2 separate regions of the Homo sapiens genome follow, and region 2 is linked to region 1. The links are chromatin contacts, found by Hi-C in ENCODE. All regions are on one chromosome and are shown on one strand. Each heading gives the region's core, a stretch centred on a gene start or an enhancer-like site at or near the end of the contact. The rest is flanking DNA. Distances are from core to core; before and after follow the strand shown.

Region 1 (4,140 bases), core at 1,601-4,100:
CAAGCAACAGCAACAAACACCATGAGCCAGGCGTTCTTCTAGGTGTTGAAGACGTATTTCCTCTTTAATCTTCTCAGCATCCTTAGGTGAGGGCTGTGGGTCCAGAGGCCTTATCTAAAATTTTTGGGTGGCTGGGCACCGTGGCTCACACATGTAATCCCAGCACTTTGGAAGGCCGAGGCAGGTGGATCACCCGAGGTCAGGAGTTCAATACCAGGCTGGTCAACATGGCGAAACCTCATCAATACGAAAAATGCAAAAATTAGCTTGGTGTGGTGGCACACGCCTGTAATCCCAGCCACTTGGGAGGCTGAGGCAGGAGAATCACTCAAACCCAGGAGGTGGAGATTGCAGTGAGCTGAGATTATGCCACTGCACTCCAGCCTGGGCAACAGAGTGAGACTCCACCTCAAAAAATAAAATAAAACCTTTGGGGCAAGCTCTGCTTTAGAGTCCAGAATTCTGGGGATTTTCAAAAGGCTATTCAATAAATGGGATTTATATCACATAACACCCTGACACTGTCTGACGCAGTTCTCCTATCAACTATTCGATTTTCCTTCACAAAACAAATTTAAAAATCACATCAAGGGATCTAAATAAAGACTGTAAATAGCTTTCCATCAGTTGGGTCTGGTCAGAAAAGAGGTTTGGTCCTTAGAACTTTCTGGATTTGGGAGTGTACTATACTCCCCATTTTACAGATAAAGGGAATGAGGAAGGGTAAGATGAAGTAACTTGGTCAAGGTCCTACAGCTAAGAAGTGGTTGTCGGGGGAGTGTGTGTGCATGTGTGTGTGCAGTGCTTCAGGGCACCCCCCACCCCGACCCCACCACTGAGAGCAAGGAATCAGGAGAAAACAACTTTGACTGCTTTCTGTACCAGAAACTCACCTCGAGCCTCCCACACCAAAGCCATGGGCAGCTTGTGGGTGACCTTCTTCTCTTGGCTCTGAGTTTCACTGATGCTCATTTTAATTCACTTTCATAGTGTTGTTTTGTTCTCGTTTTTGTTTTTGCTTGAGACAAAGTCTCCCTCTCACCCAAGCTGGAGTGCAGTGCTGCAATCACAGCTCATTGCAGCCTCTCCCTCCTGGGCTCAAGCGATCCTCCTGCCTTGACCTCCCAAAGTGCTGGGATTACAGGTGTGAGCCACCGTGCCCCACCTATAGGGTTTTAAACAGTAAAAGGAGCCTAGTGAAGTACGACTTACCGCAGGCACCCCTTACAGGCCCCGGGGGGACCCTTTTCTGCCGATCCCAGGGTACAGCTGTGACACCGTCTTTTCTGCCTGGATTATCCCAGTAGATAAACAAAAATTAGAGATCGTCATTCCATTTCTCTCTGTATATATTTTTCCAAGCCCTTTTCATGAATGATCAGTTATTTCCTGCACTGATTTTTTTTTTTTTTTTTTTTTTTTGAGACGGAGTCTCACTCTGTCACCCAGGCTGGAGTGCAGTGGCATGATCTCGGCTCGCTGCAAGCTCTGCCTCCCGGGTTCAAGCGATTCTTCTGCCTTAGCCTCCCGAGTAGCTGGGACTACAGGAGAGTACCATCATGCCCGGCTAATTTTTGTATTTTTAGTAGAGACAGGCTTTCACCATATTGGCCAGGCTGGTCTCGAACTCCGGACCTTGCGATCTGCCTGCCTTGGCCTCCCAAAGTGCTGGGATTACAGGCGTGAGCCACCGCGCCTGGCCCTCCTGCACTGATATAAAAAGAATTTTTTTAAATTCTCTATTTCTCCCCACTCCCACCCCCAGGCTCACTCCTTATAAAGCAGCCTCTAGCCTCATCTGCCCCTCCTACACCACACCAACTCGAGGGCCCGGAATTGGGTCTGGGGCAGTCGCTGACTTGCTTGCTTCTCTGCCCTGCTCTTGGGGTTAGCCTCAGGGGCAGGGTTGAGAGTCAGGCTTGGCCAGGCAGCAGGAGGTCCAGACAGCGAAGCAGAATCCTTCGGAGATACCAGGAGAGGGCGCATCTGCCTTTTTCCTGTTTCAGATTAGGTTTTGTTGTTGTTGTTTTGTTTTTTTTCTCTCCCTCTCTCCCTCCCTCCCTCTCTCCCTCCCTCTCTCCCTCTCTCCGTCCCTCCCTCTCTCTCTCTCTCCCCCTCCCTCCTTCCCTCCCTCCCATCCCTGCAGCGCTACCCGGGTACTCTGGATGCACATAGGGCGGCTCTCGCTCCTACCTTGTCATCCTGCTGTCTAATCCGGGGGCAGCTTCCCTCCTCCACACCAGCAGAGGCTATTCTTCAGCAACAAGAATAGCCGAGCCTATTCGTCCGCAACAAGAGCCCAAGAAGCATCCTGCAGGCTTTCTGCTTTTTGAGTGTATTTTAAAGCAAAAACGAGTGGAAAGCTATGTATGCTCAGTTAACTATGTCTAGATGTTAACCTTTTTTCAAAAAACACAGATGGAGGCCTCCCTCCGAGGATGCCTGGCATTCTCCTCTTTCTGTGGGCGGCAGCGACCCCCTGCGGCTCCAGCCTCCACTACGGGATCTGCGGGAAGACACGGGGAAGACGAACTCCGCACACTGCATTTGATTAATGATTTATTTTGATTAACGCCGTCACAGTGACGCCTTAGAGCAGTCCCTGTTCACCCGGGTCCCAGCCTCGACCCCGCACGGACAGCGAGGGTGGGTAGCTGGGGGCGGACGCAGGAAAGAGGAGGGGCGGGGCCTTGGTCGGGTGGGGTATGGAATGGGCAGGGTGGGGGGGATGGGCGGGGTATGGGATGGGCGGGGCCCGGGAAATTCCCCGGCGCGGGCAGGGAGCGGCTGGCTGTCAGCTGAGCCGCGCTGGGCGGGGTCGCCAGGCCGCGCATCAGCCCTAGGCACCCCAGTCCCGGCTGCCCCCTCCGCCACCGCCGCCGCCCGCCGGCAGGTTCCCTGGTCAGCGTCCCATCCCGGTCGGGAGTTCTCTCCAGGCGGCACGATGCCGAGGAAACAGTGACCCTGAGCGAAGCCAAGCCGGGCGGCAGGTGAGCCAGGGCAGGGGGCTGCAGCGGTGGGCGAGGGGGCGGCGGCTCCTTCCCGGCGGGCGCTTCCGCGGCCTGAAAACGGTACCCGCCGCCCTGCCCCGCGGCCCGGAGCCTGTCGGGGTGAGGGTGGCGAGGGGTGGGGCGGCCCTCCCGCGAGACGGCTGCCCTGGGAGGATCCCCAAGCCTCGGCGGGTCCTGACCTGGTGGGAGAGGGTGGGTAGTGAACACAGGGTGGGCCCAAGAAGGGTCCAGGGCCGGCCTCTTGGCCGCAGGTAACCCCTCTACAAGTCACCCAGAGACTTGGAGGTGACGTCCTCCCGCAGGCTGGGAAGGATTCCGCAGCCAGTTCCTCGCCATAAGGAGGTGGTTACAGACACGCCTGTGGGAGACATGGGACCACTACCCGAGCTGAATGAGGTGCCCAGGGTCGGTGGGAATCCACATAGACTGCTGTGTCTAGGAGAGTGTGTACACTCTATATAGAGAGAATATTTGATGAGGCCGAGAACCCCAAAGGAATTGTTTTTGCCATCGAAATGCATAAGCTACAGGAAGTAAACATCGCTCAAAGAAAATGAAACCCAGGTTCCGACCTGGCCTCCACCAGCAGGAAAACTGTTGTATGGAAATGTACACCAAGGAACTGTTTGTAAGGATGAAATGGAAAATGAAAGCATAGAAAAGTAAGGCAATGTGAGGACCTCAGAAGCCTTTGGATCTGGTTAGCAAGGTGCAGGCTGTGTGAACAGAAGAACCCACCTTGCTCTTTTGACCCAGGGAGAGAAGAGTTAGTGGTGCCAGGCTGCCTCCCAGGACAGGCCCAGTTTTGGGGCGGGGGCTGGAGAAGTCCCAGGGCAGACCCCAAGGCCAGGGATTGCCCTGGAGTGGACAAGGCAAGTTTAAATGTGACCTGTAGACAGAGGACGATCATTGATTTAAGTCCTGGCATAATTCATCTGTTTTTCCACTGGGCCAATTTTAGGCGTTCTTTATATATTACGTACAACACAATAAAAGTAACAGCTTCTTTTTTTATAAACTAACCTTTAGGTTGCATATTATGCTAGGAATATAACTAACCTAACCTCCACCCCCCCACCCCCCCACCCACCCCCGGAAAACCAAACTTTATTCTCGAGGGCAACTGGAC
Region 2 (4,208 bases), core at 96-2,595, 1.0 Mb before region 1:
TGGGAAACTCACTCAGAGACAGACCAACTAATCGTTCATGTCCAGTTTCTTTTGACTCTTATCCCTTTCTTCCCTGCTCCCTTTACCCTATTTCCTTCTTTCTCTCTTAATGTTTTTTGTTTGTTTGTGAGACAGAGTCTCGCTCTGTCGCCCAGGCTGGAGTGCAGTGGGCACGATCTTGGCTCACTGCAACCTCTGCCTCCAGGGTTTAAGCGATTCTTCTGCCTCAGCCTCCCGAGTAGCTGGGACTACAGGCACCCGCCACCACACTCGGCTAATTTTTGTATTTTTAGTAGAGACGGGGTTTCACCATAGTAGCCATGATGGTCTCGAACTCCTGACTTCGTGATCCGCCCTCCTTGGCCTCCCAGAGGGCCTCCCAGAGTGTTGGGATTACAGGCATGAGCCACTGCAGCCTGTTTTGTTTTTTTTTTTTTGTTCGTTTGTTTGTTTGTTTTTGTTCTGTTTTTTTTGAGACGGAGTTTCGCTCTTGTTGCCCAGGCTGGAGTGCAATGGCGCCATCTCAACTCACCGCAACCTCCACCTCCCGGGTTCCAGCGATTTTCCTGTCTCAGCCTCCCGAGTAGCTGGGACCACAGGCACCCACCACTACGCCTGGCTAATTTTGTATTTTTAGTAGAGACGAGGTTTCTCCACGTTGGTAAGACTGGTCTCGAACCCCCGACCTCAGGTGATCCGCCCGCCTCGGCCTCCCAAAGTGCTGGGATTACAGGCGTGAACCACCGCGCCCGACCTAATTTTTGTATTTTTAGTAGAGATGGGTTTTCGCCATGTTGGACAGGTTGGTCTCAAACTCCTGACCTCAGATGATCCTCCCGCTGTGGCCCCCCAAAGTGTTAGGATTACAGGCGTGAGCCACCGCGCCCGGCCTCTGTTAATGTTTCTTAAGAAAACAAAAAAATTAGGGGTATTGATTTTGTAGCTGCGCTAAGTAACCTTTGCTTTTTGCGTCCCTTGGTCTCAGTCCTAGCCATTTCCTATCCACCCTGTGGCTAATTTGTCCTTTCTGTAACAGACACCCTAGACTGTGTCTATGCGGTTGGGCAGAGGCGTGATGGGTAAACACTCCTGGCGGGAGACTACAGGCGCTGCAGCTACATCCTGTTTCGTACTGGGAGCAGGTGCCGCCCCGCGGAACACTTACTTGCCCCGCCCTGCGGTGGAGCAGGGCGGTCTCAGCCGCCGGAACCGCCCTGGAAGCCCGCCCCAATCCTGGGCGTCGCTTCGCTGTGAGTGCCGCTGCCACGGATTGGCTTCCAGGGTCCGGCCCGTCGGCCAATCAGGCGCGGGGGCGTTGTCTGGGGGCGGGGCTCCGGCCGCCTCTGACGAGTCCCGGATTTACCAGGGCCGGTGGGATCCCCTCGGGCTCCCGCCTTAGCATGCTGGCCGGGACATCTGGTGAACATGGCCTCTGCTACTGCGGCAGCAGCACGACGGGGCCTCGGCCGGGCTCTCCCTCTCTTCTGGCGTGGCTACCAGACCGAGCGGGGCGTTTACGGCTACCGGCCGAGGAAGCCCGAGAGCCGCGAGCCCCAGGGCGCCCTGGAGCGCCCCCCAGGTCGGGGATGGGGCCCGGGCGGTGGGAGCGGGGGCTGGGACGCAGAAGCCTCCCCTGGCCGATTTGCGGTGGGGTGTCGGGGTCGGGGAACCGGCTGCCGGCCTGAACGCGCGGCCGGTGGGGAGGAGGGGGAGGTGAGGGGAGCAGAGGGTAGGTGTGGGTGCTCAGTGTTGGGGTCATCCCCCGTCCATCCTCTGTAACTGAGGATCTTTGAGGTCCACGCTTGGGTGGTCTTCCCATCTTGCTGGTCCGGACCTGGTTTCGGAAGGGCTTTTCTTTCCTTTGTTGGAAACGTGTGAGAAACTCTTTTTTTCTTTCTCTTTTTGTTTCCTTTTTTTTTTTTTTTTTTTTTTGAGACGGAGTCTCGCTCTGTGGCCCAGGCTGGAGTGCAGTGCTGCGACCACAGCTCCCTGCAGCCTCGAACTCCTGGGCTCAGGCTATCCTTCCACCTCAGCGTCCCGAGTAGCTGGGGACACAGAGGGATGACCACGCCCAGCTTTTTTTTTTTTTTTTTTTTTTTTTTCATTTTTAGTAGAGATGGGGTCCCACCATGTTGCCCAGGCTGGTCTTGAACTCTTGAGCTCAAGCTGATCCTGCAGCCTCGGCCTCCCAATGTGTTGGGATTACAGGCTGAGCCACTGCACCCAGCCTAGAAAACCAGCTCTTTAATGAGGCGGAGCTGTGGGAGAAGTAAAGTTTTAAGGTCTCCCAAGGATACATTTCCAGGACCATCTCTGAGGCTTCTTTTATGTGAGCAGGTGGGGGGGTCCAAGACTGCATTGCTTGGGAGAAGTGGGCAGTTAGTTCCAGTCTTGGAAGACAGCATGATATTTATTATGTATTTGTCTCCTTGTAGCTAGTCTGTTACTTTAATTTCAGAGTTTAACTCTTAACTCTGCTGAATTTGGAACTATGTGCTGGTGGGGTTTCTTTCTTTTCCTTTTAGCCACTCTATTGACACCTTGATATGTGCTGGTGGTTTTAATGAATTAACAGTCATGAATATCAGCTTTTGGAACTTCTGTTGCATGCTCATTTGCGAGACTAATTTTGAGTATTTGGTTTACGCTCCAAAATTATTGTATCATTATTTATCCTCACGGAGTAGAAGATAAGTACAGATTGCTTATTAGAGGAAAATCATTTGGCATCTTTGATCTGATCATTAGATTAATGTTGAAGATCCCCTTCGGCATCTGGGCACCTGACCTTGGAATGTTCCATCAATCACACACTAGAACTTCAATATTTTGCTCTTCACTTCGGAGGGCATTTAAAATAAACCTCATATCTCTGTCTCTCTCTCTTTTTTTAATCCTAAAATGGAGTCTGGCTTTGTCGCCCAGGCTGGAGTGCAGTGGCACGATCTTGGCTCACTGCAACCTCTGTCTTCTGGGTTCAAGCGATTGTCCTGCCCCAGTGTTCCGAGTAGCTGGGATTACAGGCACCTGCCACCATGCCCAGCTAATTTTTGTATTTTTAGTAGAGATGGGGTTTCACCATGTTGGCCAGGCTGGTCTTGAACTCCCGACCTGAAGTGATCCACTGGCCTTGGCCTCCTAAAGTGCTGGGATTACAGGCATGAGCCACCGTGCCTGGCCAAGAGGGAACCTCCTTTTTGCAGAGCCGAATTCCCCTTCCTGTCTACTTGCTCATTAGGGAGCTCCAACTTGACCTCATCTTTCTTCTTGGGCCTTCCTGAAAGTGACAAGATACAATGAACATACGCTCCTGAGCTACAGGCTTCAAGGGCATGTAGTCTGCCTCAGTCCTGTCCTACAGGACAAAAACCAAATGTTTTGTCCTGTAGCATAACACTGCCCATCAGCTTTCTAGGTGGAAATACCTGTGTCCTTGGTACCCATTGCCTGGCTGCTAATCCAATGCCATATATATTTTTAGGCTCTGTTAGGGCAGCAACCCACCTCTGGTACCAAATTCTGTATTAGATTGGAAGAGTTCAGGTGCTGTGATATACAAAGAGAAGGGATATCTTCTTTCCTTCCCCTTACGGTCATGACCCAGAAGTTGCATACATTGCTGCTACGTTCCCATTGTCCAAAACTTAGTCACATGGCCACCAGGTTATGGGGAAGGCTGGGAGGTGGCTCTTTGTTCTGGGTGGCCATATACTGGGCTCTCTATTACTATCAAAGAGAGGGTTCAGAATGGAAGTTAGGAATCGTAGCAGTCTCTGCCACAGAGGTATAGTAATCTGAGATGAGCAATCCACCTTTATCTTTTTCACCTCATATTTCACATCAAATCTTTTTAGTTTTTATTTTTTAAATTTTATTTATTAGGCCGGGCGCGGTGGCTCATGCCTGTAATCCCTGCACTTTGGGAGGCCGAGGTGGGCGGATCACCAGGTCAGGAGTTCAAAACTAGCCTGGCCAACATGGTGAAACCTCGTCTCTAGCAAAAATACAAAAATTAGCTGGGTGTGGTGCAGACGTGGGGCCAGGCACAGTGACTCACGCCTGTAATCCCCGCACTTTGGGAGGCCGAGACAGACAGATCACTTGAGACAGGGTCTTGCCATGTTGCCCAGGCTGGTCTCGAACTCCTGTCCTCAGGTGAAATGCTTGCCTCGGCCCCCTAAAGTGTTGGGATTATAGGCGCGAGCCAC

What was found. A loop is a pair of places that touch in the nucleus more often than their neighbours do. Pooled maps may share reads with other maps.
Region 2: a map of ascending aorta shows a loop between it and region 1 (2.2-fold over the local background). The contact joins the promoter of DHTKD1 here to the promoter of OPTN in region 1. A Hi-C loop is called at or near these places in 1 of 168 maps with a recorded cell type or tissue (ascending aorta) and 10 of 50 pooled maps.

Annotation. Positions count from the first base shown.
Region 1 is chr10:13,097,313-13,101,452 of GRCh38, forward strand. OPTN (optineurin) reads left to right here and starts at 2,851. Exons shown (of 15, transcript NM_001008212.2): 1 at 2,851-2,990. It also overlaps a transcript of CCDC3 not described here. RefSeq lists silencers at 2,127-2,186, 2,657-3,226 and an enhancer at 3,507-3,636.
Region 2 is chr10:12,067,609-12,071,816 of GRCh38, forward strand. DHTKD1 (dehydrogenase E1 and transketolase domain containing 1) reads left to right here and starts at 1,346. Exons shown (of 17, transcript NM_018706.7): 1 at 1,346-1,579. The coding sequence starts at 1,426. RefSeq lists silencers at 1,372-1,421, 1,522-1,681.